Regions from separate parts of the Homo sapiens genome. Here region 1 is linked to region 2. A link is a contact called in ENCODE POLR2A ChIA-PET data. All regions are on one chromosome and are shown on one strand. The core of a region is the stretch at or near the end of the contact, and the rest is flanking DNA. Distances in the headings are between cores, read along the strand shown. Region 1 holds the start of RORA (RAR related orphan receptor A). Region 2 overlaps RORA (RAR related orphan receptor A).

The links. ChIA-PET counts read pairs that join two places held with the same protein, here RNA polymerase II (POLR2A).
Region 1: POLR2A ChIA-PET joins it to region 2 with 13 read pairs in PC-9. The contact joins the promoter of RORA here to the enhancer-like site in region 2. POLR2A ChIA-PET finds 5 or more read pairs at or near these places in 2 of 52 experiments (BJ and PC-9).

What each region holds. Positions count from the first base shown.
Region 1 is chr15:61,227,251-61,231,884 of GRCh38, forward strand. It overlaps RORA (RAR related orphan receptor A), which reads right to left and starts at 2,052. Exons shown (of 11, transcript NM_134261.3): 1 at 1,803-2,052. The coding sequence starts at 1,968.
Region 2 is chr15:60,619,142-60,623,381 of GRCh38, forward strand. The region is part of intron 2 of RORA (RAR related orphan receptor A); the gene reads right to left. All of the region lies in intron 5 of RORA-AS1 (RORA antisense RNA 1), which reads left to right. Among named protein-coding and RNA genes, the nearest start is that of RORA-AS2, 60 kb to the right of the region's middle. RefSeq lists an enhancer at 1,160-1,660. Within about 2 kb of position 1,535, at least 2 of the 41 ENCODE cell types and tissues checked have a DNase peak (open chromatin) inside an H3K27ac peak, as active enhancers do.

The DNA of each region.
Region 1 (4,634 bases), core at 802-3,301, 610 kb after region 2:
TTCTCCAGTGTTTCTGATTAACCCTGTTACATAACCCGCTCGCATTCCAAATCCACCGTCTCAGGGTCTAAATATACTCTTTGCAGCCAAAAGCTCCCCGCACACAAACTCACCGAGCTAGCGGCAGGTCCAGGCCCCCAGCCCTCATCCCCTTCCCTTTTGTCCCAGCCCTCGCCGCCCCCCTCCCGCTGAAACCGCGGTTCGCCGCGGTCACCCTTTGGAAATCGCCTTTAATTAAATGTTTTTCGCGTGTGTCATCCTGATGGCTTTTACTGTACTCGAATTCCGTGAATGGGAAAGCGCCTGGACAGGGGGTGTGGCTAAGGTGGGGGGGGGGATACTGTAAAACAGCCAGCACATGATCAGCCATATTCCTACCTCCAACTACAACATCGAGAGGAAGGGAGCAGTTCCTGGGGCCCCCATTCGCCTCTACCCAGCCCTCCCCAACCGCCGCCAGAAGCCGAGTGCAAGAGGAGGGGGCGCGCTGGGCCGGTACCCAAGCCGGGGCTGGAGAAATCCTCTCCGTCCCCAGCTCCAGGCGGCTCGCGCGAGCACGCTTCCTCCGGAGTGACAGGCGCGATTTATACATTATTTACAACAGTAATTAAAGCTGTAGCTTCCTCCTGTTCTTTGCAAACTCCAGGCGCATTCAAATAAATAATCCCCCACTCTCGAGAAAAACACACATCAGGTTCCAATACCTTCAAGAAAGAGTGAGCTTTCCTCAACAGCTCACTTTAGGAAAGGAGGGAGCAACTGAGTCCCCCCCATCCCCCCCAACACACGCAGACACAGACCAAACACCAAAATGAAGAGTAAAAATCGCCAGGGGAGGAGAAAACATTGCTTGCACTATCCAACCAGCATACAACTTGCACTGACCATCCCCAGGTTCCTGCAGAAATGCTTGGAACCTCCGAGAGGGAAGGATTCCCAGAGCAGAAATAAGTTTCGGTGCTTGCTTTTGTAGACGCTCCCTCCGGATGCGCGTGGAGCGCCCCACAGGACCGCCGCCCTCTGCGCGTTGGCGCGCACACGCCCCCCGCCAGCCTGGGCGCCGGGCTCCGAACCCCCGGTCTGCAAACTTGCGCATCTCCCCTCGCCGCGCCCGCCAGACAACTTGGCGAACAGCTCGCCCGCCCGCACCCCGCTTCCTTCGGCCCTTCCTTCAAATCCCAAACGCACCGCCGTGCTCCAAAGAAGGTGTCCACGTCGCCCCCAGACCCCGGAGCGCCCCCTCTCCACCCCCGGGACTTCCCAGGTCGCTCACTCCTCCCGCCCCCCGCCCAGATCTGAGAGGGACCGAAAACACACCCCCGACTCGGGCAGCCAGGGCCGAAACTGTCAAGAGGAGAAAAGGTAAAGCGGAAGGAGGGTGGCCATAAACAGATTTTTTTGCCCCTTCTTAAAAGGACACTGCCGCTTTAAAAGTTTCTTTCCCGGGCCCCCACTCCCCGCATCTCCGTATTTTGGGGGAGCGTATTTAATTGAGGCAACGCAGCTTTCCTCCAGTGTTTGCAGAAAAATCAAAGCCAGGGGGGTGAGCCCGCCGGCTGTCAACCTTCCCGCCGCCTCCCCCGCCCCACTCTGCTCCCGCAAGCCGAGAACGGGCTGCAAAAGTTTGCAACATTTCTGGGGGGCGGAGGGGGGAGGGGAGGGGGGTCCTCCGGGCTCGGGGCGCCGCCGCAGGCTCGCGCGCGGCCGCCGGACCCCGCGCCCCGGGCGCCCGCTCCCGGCCGCCCCCCGCTCCGCGCCCGGGCTCCCGCCGCCCCCTCCCCAGCCCCTCTCCAGCCTCCTACCTCTGCTGGTGCTGGAATAGCTCTGTCTGCGCACCGGGGCAGGCGGCTCGCTCTTGCGGGCGGATTCCTGGTTCAGCGGGGTCTCCCTGGAGCCGGCGGCCGCGTCCGCGCCGCTGCTGCCTGGCTCGCTGGCGGCGGGGTCGGGGGCTGCCGGAGCTGACTCCATGTTTTTTCCCAATGTAGAGATCGCTGGAGATGGCGAGCTCCGAGACTCCCTCTATCTTCTGTTTTCAGAGCAACTCTATGGTACCAAAAAAAAAAAAAAAAAAAAAAAAAAAAAAAAAAAAAAAAAAAGAAGGAGAAGGCGACCGGCGAAAGCAGGAGGGAAAAAGCAGGCGGCGGCGGGCGGGCAAGCAAAAGCGCGAGGGAGCGCGCGGAGTGTCTGGGTGGACGTGTGTGTGCGCCCGAAAGGGGACAAGAGGCGGGTCTGGCCACAGGCAGCGCTAGCGAGAGCTTCTCCAGCCGGCCCCCACACCCACATTCCCCACCCTCCAGACCCCAGACCGAGAGCCACAGACTGGCTGCCAATTTTGGGAGGTGGGGAAAAGAGGGGAGGAGGAGAACAGAGCCTCCCGCGCCCCAATCCTCCCCTCTCCCCAGCCCAGGGACAGAAATTAAAATCGGTGAGATGATTCCGTGCCTACTTCTGAGACTCTCTCGGGAACAGAACTCGTCCCCATCCGCTGCCAGCTTGGGTAGAGACAAATCCGATTGTCCACGTCCACGTTGGGAAATCGCAGGTAGCCCCCTGCCAGCCCTGCCGAGGGCTGAGGAGAAACTAAAAAGGAATTAGAACGGGGCTGACATCCCAAGGAAGGCGGAGGATGGGAGGACGTGGCACTTTTTACTTTGGGATGGGACGGCCAGTGGGTTTCCAATCTTGGTTAAAGACATCTGTGTCTAAAACAGATTTTGTGAATCTAGAAGCGCCATGGACAGTTTCTGGCATGGTTGAAAGAGGTCGCTTTCAGCTCCTTTGCTGTTTGTCCGCGAAGGATCCAGAAACCATTTGGCAGGGCATTTTCTACTGAAGAAAACTTTGGCCTGTTTGGTCGACAACTATCTAAGCTGGATAAAACATGCCACGCTGCATCTAGCTCAAGCGTGGCTGCTAATTGTCAATTCCCACTGGTACTTTTCCTATTAAATGTACAGTCTCATCCATAAAAGGTAGATATACTGGAGAGGCATTACTAATGCCCGGATAACATTCAGATAATTAACAGCTCCTAATAATTCGTATTATTATAGGCATCATTCTACACCCTCCTCCCATTGAAATACATTCATCCCCTAGTAGGTACCTAAAACTCCAGGAAAGCAGATAATTGCATCATCGTTACCTTGACTGCAAACTCCAAGATGAAGGAACAATACAAATTGAAAGAATGGAAAATACTCCAATGGTAGTAGCCTGATTTGTCTGCCTTCATACTCAATCTACCACTTTCTTTTGCCTGCGAAGACACTGTGGAAATACGCCCCACCTTCCTTTCAAAAGGATCCAAAATTTTGACAATAAATAATATTATTAGAGGCCAGAAGGTGGCATAAATATATGTGCTTCAGAACGTGGGGTAGGCGGAGGGAATTGGGGGACATTTTTCTTTTGCTAACTTCCTGGTTTGGAAAAATGCTTTAAAAAATAGTAAGTGCGGGAAACCCAGTTAGCTAATCCTTCAGAGGAACCGCCATATGCCAAATTTCACACATAGTTTCTGTTACTGTTACTGATCTTGATCTTATTTCAAATACACAATGCCCTTTGCCATAGTCTGTGTACTAATCAGCAAAACCTGTGGTCCACTCTTCGGGGTGATGTAAATGAGATGTGAACAGTCCTGATACCTTAATCCTGTCTCTGCAAGGATCCCTGGCTTTAGCCTGTCTGTTGGCGCCTACAAACAATGCACAATTGTCTCCTCCATCCCAAATCAGACGTGTGGGTTTCCCCATACGTGAAAGCACAGATTTCCAGAGTAGCCTTCACAACATTTACCATTGGTTAGCCTGTTAGTAATGTTCTTGATGCAATTGACCTAGCTTGTTACACTTGACTTTTCTAAGGAAACAAATATATCAAAGTGTACAGTTTAAGAAACAACTTCCTCTGGGACAGTGAGCATCTCAGAATACATTGGCTGCCTCATGTTTATTTTAGAATACTTTAAAAAATACTCGTCACATTAAATTTCACCAGTAATTCTATCTGGGACGCAAGTGACTTAAAAAGTATCCCTGGTTTCCTTTTAGGTACCAGTAGCAACTTGTTAACATTTTTTATTAAGTCTGTTCCCCTTGGACCTTTAATGAGTTTCTTACTGTTCTCCTTTAACTAAGGTGATGTTTAGTCACCCTGAAAAGACCATCTAGAAAATAGTCATAATGACCTGAATCAATTAAAATAGACTCTATATTCCCTTCAGAAAAAGATCGCAGCTCCAAAAAGCCATTTCTCCTAACTCTCTAAGACAATTACTGCTTCTGCAATTTAAAACAATTGGGAACTCAAGTGCTTTCCCCAAGGGAAAAAATAAAAGTGAGTTAGATACATTCCTTGACTGTCAATCACTGTGACTAAAGTGTAAATTACCTGGATTGGGGAAGCATTTGAAACCTGAAAAGCACAGTGATTAGGTTTATATTTCTTTCCTTCCGTCATGCTCCCTTTCGGATTACTAATTAAGGCTTTCCAATTTTCCAAATATTTGAAGAGATGGGAGCCTTCCTTAGACTCTGCTCATTGACAAAGGGCAACAGTGTTTGCTTAAAAATGGTTATTTTACTTTGCACCGAGTTCCCTGAAAATGGCTTAGAAAAGCTATGCTTGTG
Region 2 (4,240 bases), core at 285-2,784:
AACTGCTTACTGTAATGTTTCATAATGTAAAGTGCACTCCAGGATTCAGTGGTGCTTTCTTCGAGTTAAAGCATGATCGTGGTAACGAAATGACTACAAAAATTGACACACATTCTTCAATGGATCATCTTTCTTTGGAGACAAAGACAAGTTGTGACTCCTCCTATTATTGAGGATTGAATTTAGTTTTATGCACTGTCAGCAGCCACCTCAGCTGCATTTGAACAATTTGGGGACAAACTATCTTGGGGCTACAAATATGGCAACCCATAGTCACAGATGATGTATCATGATGATGCCTTTTACGTCAGTTCATAATCATCAGGGCTGAGGAAATTTTGTTTTGCTTTGTTTCCTAAAATCTTTTAAAATTTTATTGCATAAGAATATCATAACATATAAGTCAACTGAGAAATTTAGTAGTAATCCTGTAACACTAAACACATTAGCTGCTTCCCTCCTTCCCCTCATCTCATAGCATTGAAATCTGTCTGCATACAAGCGGGAGTTCTGCCTACAAGTTGGTCCCCACATTTTCTGTATTGCCACTTTATCATAATGAGTCATAATGTATTATCACACAAGGATCATCCATCTTGACCACTTCACTGTGGCTCAGGAGCTGTGAGGTCCACCAAACCACTCAAGATTTCAGGGCTTTATGCTTTTAAGATCCAGAACCACAGGCATTGTTTGAGGCACTTTCTGCAGAAGGTGTACCGCATCTTTGCCTGCTTTTGCAGGCCTCAATGGACAGACAGCCGTAGTTCACTAGGCTGATTCTCTCTGTTCATTTATTCAGGTTTCCAAGAGCTCCATCCACCTTCTCTGACGTCTTCCCCAGTCATTCCTGCCCCTAAGATTCTTCCTGTCCCTTCAACTCCTGAAGGTCCCACGGTCAGCATCTCTCACTATCTCCTTTTGTAGCTAAAGTATAGATGCTTCGTTACCCTAACCAAACTCTGTTGCTTTAGAGTGAGGAATCTACTTTAGACTTCTTTGGAGTCCCAGGATATCTGGTGCACAGTAAGTATTAATGCATATTTACAGATGGATCTGAATAATATTTTTGAGATAACCATCAAATGGAAAGTAAGTGAAAATAACATAGAAAATGTGAAAGGGAAAAAGACCTCATGGTATTAGCTCAAATAAGGACAGGGACCACATCTCATCCCTTAAGTGACTTAATCTCTCTGTGCTTCAGTTTCCACATCCAAAAAATTGAAATCATAATAGAACCTACTTCATAGGCCGTCATGAGGATCAAATGAGTTCTTATGTGTTAAGTGGTTAGAACAGTGTCTGGCATGCAGCAAATGGTACGTATTTTTAAATGAAAATAAAAATTAAGTAACATGGTAATGTCCAAATCTAGGGTAGTACCTGCCACAGAGTAGCTGCTCAATAAAGGCTGAACTCAATTACTGTCTGTTTTGTGACACTTGCACCAGCATGGACCTGGGAGGGAGCAGCAGCTGGGACCAAGGGGCTGGCTGGTGACAGTATCTTCCAGGAGAAGTGTTTGGGAAAGCAGTAAGCTCCACACTCCAGTTCAAAGGCTCTGGAAGTTACCAGGTTCTGCCACAAACTCGTTTGGCTGGAGTGCTCCCAGGTCTGGGATGTGTGGCTTTTCGGGTTAGTCCAAGGCACAGTTGCCGGGCACCCTGGCGCTGATGGCTGCTGGGGAGAGGGGGACAGCCCGGAGCTCCGCCTCCCACTAGCAGCTCAGAGCCGGCACGGAAAGTTACTGCATGTGAACGTGGCAGGAATGATGGAAAGCCCAGGGCTGCCAAGTGCTGCAATCCCGGGCTGCGTTTCTTATGCTCACAGGCACCAGCTCTTCAGGGAGTCTAGTCTATACACGCTTCCTGCGCATAACTGTATTCTTTCAGCAGTTACTATGCTTTGGCGTAGAGGGAGGAGACAAAAGTTTGAGGGAGTGGCAGTGAGGCATGAGCCAAGATCCCATACACAATGTCTTCCTTGCCCTAAGATGTTCCTAAGAAGAACTTATAATTTCACCCACTGTATTGTGTATCTCTGAACTTTCATCGAATATATATATATATATTTTTTAAGAAAATACCTCTTTATCAAGTTCAGCCCACCAGAGGCTTCCATTTGTCTATTTGCCCATCCATTTTTTAACAAACATCTCCTAAGCATCAATTATCTGTCAGCTACCCAACTAGGCCCTGGAAACCCAGAGAAGCTCATAGTCCACTGCGGAGCCAGAGAGTAAATTGTTGCTATATAACATGAAGGGCTATAACCGGGGCACACACAGAGAGCTACCTGGCAGAGAATTATTTCTGCCAGGTGGGGACAGCAGCCTGCACAGGCTTGCAGGGGTGCCTTGTTAGAGCTGGGCTTTGAAGAATGACTCCAGTGGGGAGGTCACCAGGTGAACAAGTGGCCTAATTAGGCTATGATGTACATTTATCATCTTTGTCCCACACCTGCTTTTTAAGCGAGGCTTTAAAAATACAAAAACAGATTGTGGGTTGGGGAACAGTATTGTATCAATGTTACATTCCCTGATTATGATCATTGTACTGTGGTCATGGAAGAGAAAGACTATGTTCCTAGGAAATCTACACTGAAAAAGAGTAAAGGGTGGGGGCCGGGCGCAGTAACTCACACCTGTAATCCCAGCACTTTGGGAGGGCGAGGCAAGCAGATCACCTGAGGTCAGGAGTTCGAGACCAGCCTGGCCAATACGGTGAAAACTCATCTCTACTAAAAATACAAAAATTAGCCGGGCGTGGTGGCAGGCACCTGTAATCCCAGCTACTCAGGAGGCTGAGGCAGGAGAATTGCTTGAATCCGGGAGGCGGAGGTCGTGGTGAGCCAAGGTTGCACCGTTGCACTCCAGCCTGGGCAACAGGAGTGAAACTGTGACTCAAAAAAAAGGAAAGCGGAATGTTCCCTCCATGTAGTACCCATAGTATGTGTATACTCCCTCTATAATAGTATATATAACAGTATTTATACATGGGGATGAGAATGATAAGCAAGTAGAGCACAAGGTTAATAATTAGTGAATCTGGATAAAGGGTGGGTGGGAGTTAGTTATGCTACACTTGCAACTTTTCTATAAGTTTGAAATTATACTAACACAAAATGTTAACAAAAATGTATAAAATACAAAAGATACTAAATCAGCTTCTAAAATACCAAGATGCAGGCTGGGCGTGATGGCTAACACCTGTAATCCCAGCACTTTGGGAGGCTGAGGTGGGCAGATTGCTTGAGCTCGGGAATTTGAGACCAGCCTGGGGAACATGTGAAACCCCGTCTTTACTAAAAATACAAAAATTAGCTGGGCATGGTGATGTGTGCCTGTAGTCCCAGCTACTCAGGAGGCTGAGATAGGAGAACCACCTGAGCCTGGGAGGTGGAGGTTGCAGTGAGGCGGAGGTTTCAGGGAGACAAGACTGCATCACTGCACTCCAGCCTGGGTGATGAGCCAGACCCGGTCTCAAACAAACAGAAAGAAATACAATACCAAGATACCAATGCCTTTTATTACCATCATTCTGAAAAGGATCAGCAATTTTAAAACATAATTTTAAAACAATTATTTTTTGAGGTGCAGTCTCGCTGTGTCACCCAGGCTGGGGTGCAGTGGCAAAATCTTGGCTCACGGCCACCTCCACCTCCTGGGCTCAGGTGATTCTTCCATCTCAGCCACCTGAGTAGCTGGGAGTACAGGCATGCACCACCACACCTGGCTAATTTTTGTATTTTTAGTAGAGATGGGGTTTCACCATATTGGCCAGGCTGGTCTCGAACTCCTGACCTCAGGTGATCCACCCGCCTCAGTCTCCCAAAGTGCTGGGATTACAGGCATGAGCCACTATGCCCGGCCATGTCATAATCTTTGATTGCAAGGTTGCAGCTACCCAGTGAGACCCTGGAAACCCTGAGGAATGCCGTGTCTTCCCTGTGTCTTGCCTCACTTATTCACTCCCTTCTTTTTTTCCCTGAAACCTTGAAATTTACAGTGTAAAAGAGCCAGGATAGCAGTGAAGCCCACCACAGGTGTGCTCTGCAAAGTCCCTGAAAGAGGAGGGCCCAAAAGATGTTGCTTGCCTCTCTGCAGTGTAGGGACCCCCAGGAATCTGGAGAGGGGTCAGTCTAAAATATTTAAAATTCTTTAGTAATGCCCAGGAGGGGGCAGTCAGCTTAGCAAGGATTTGGGATCTATCAGCAACTACAATTCTATTGCACTTGC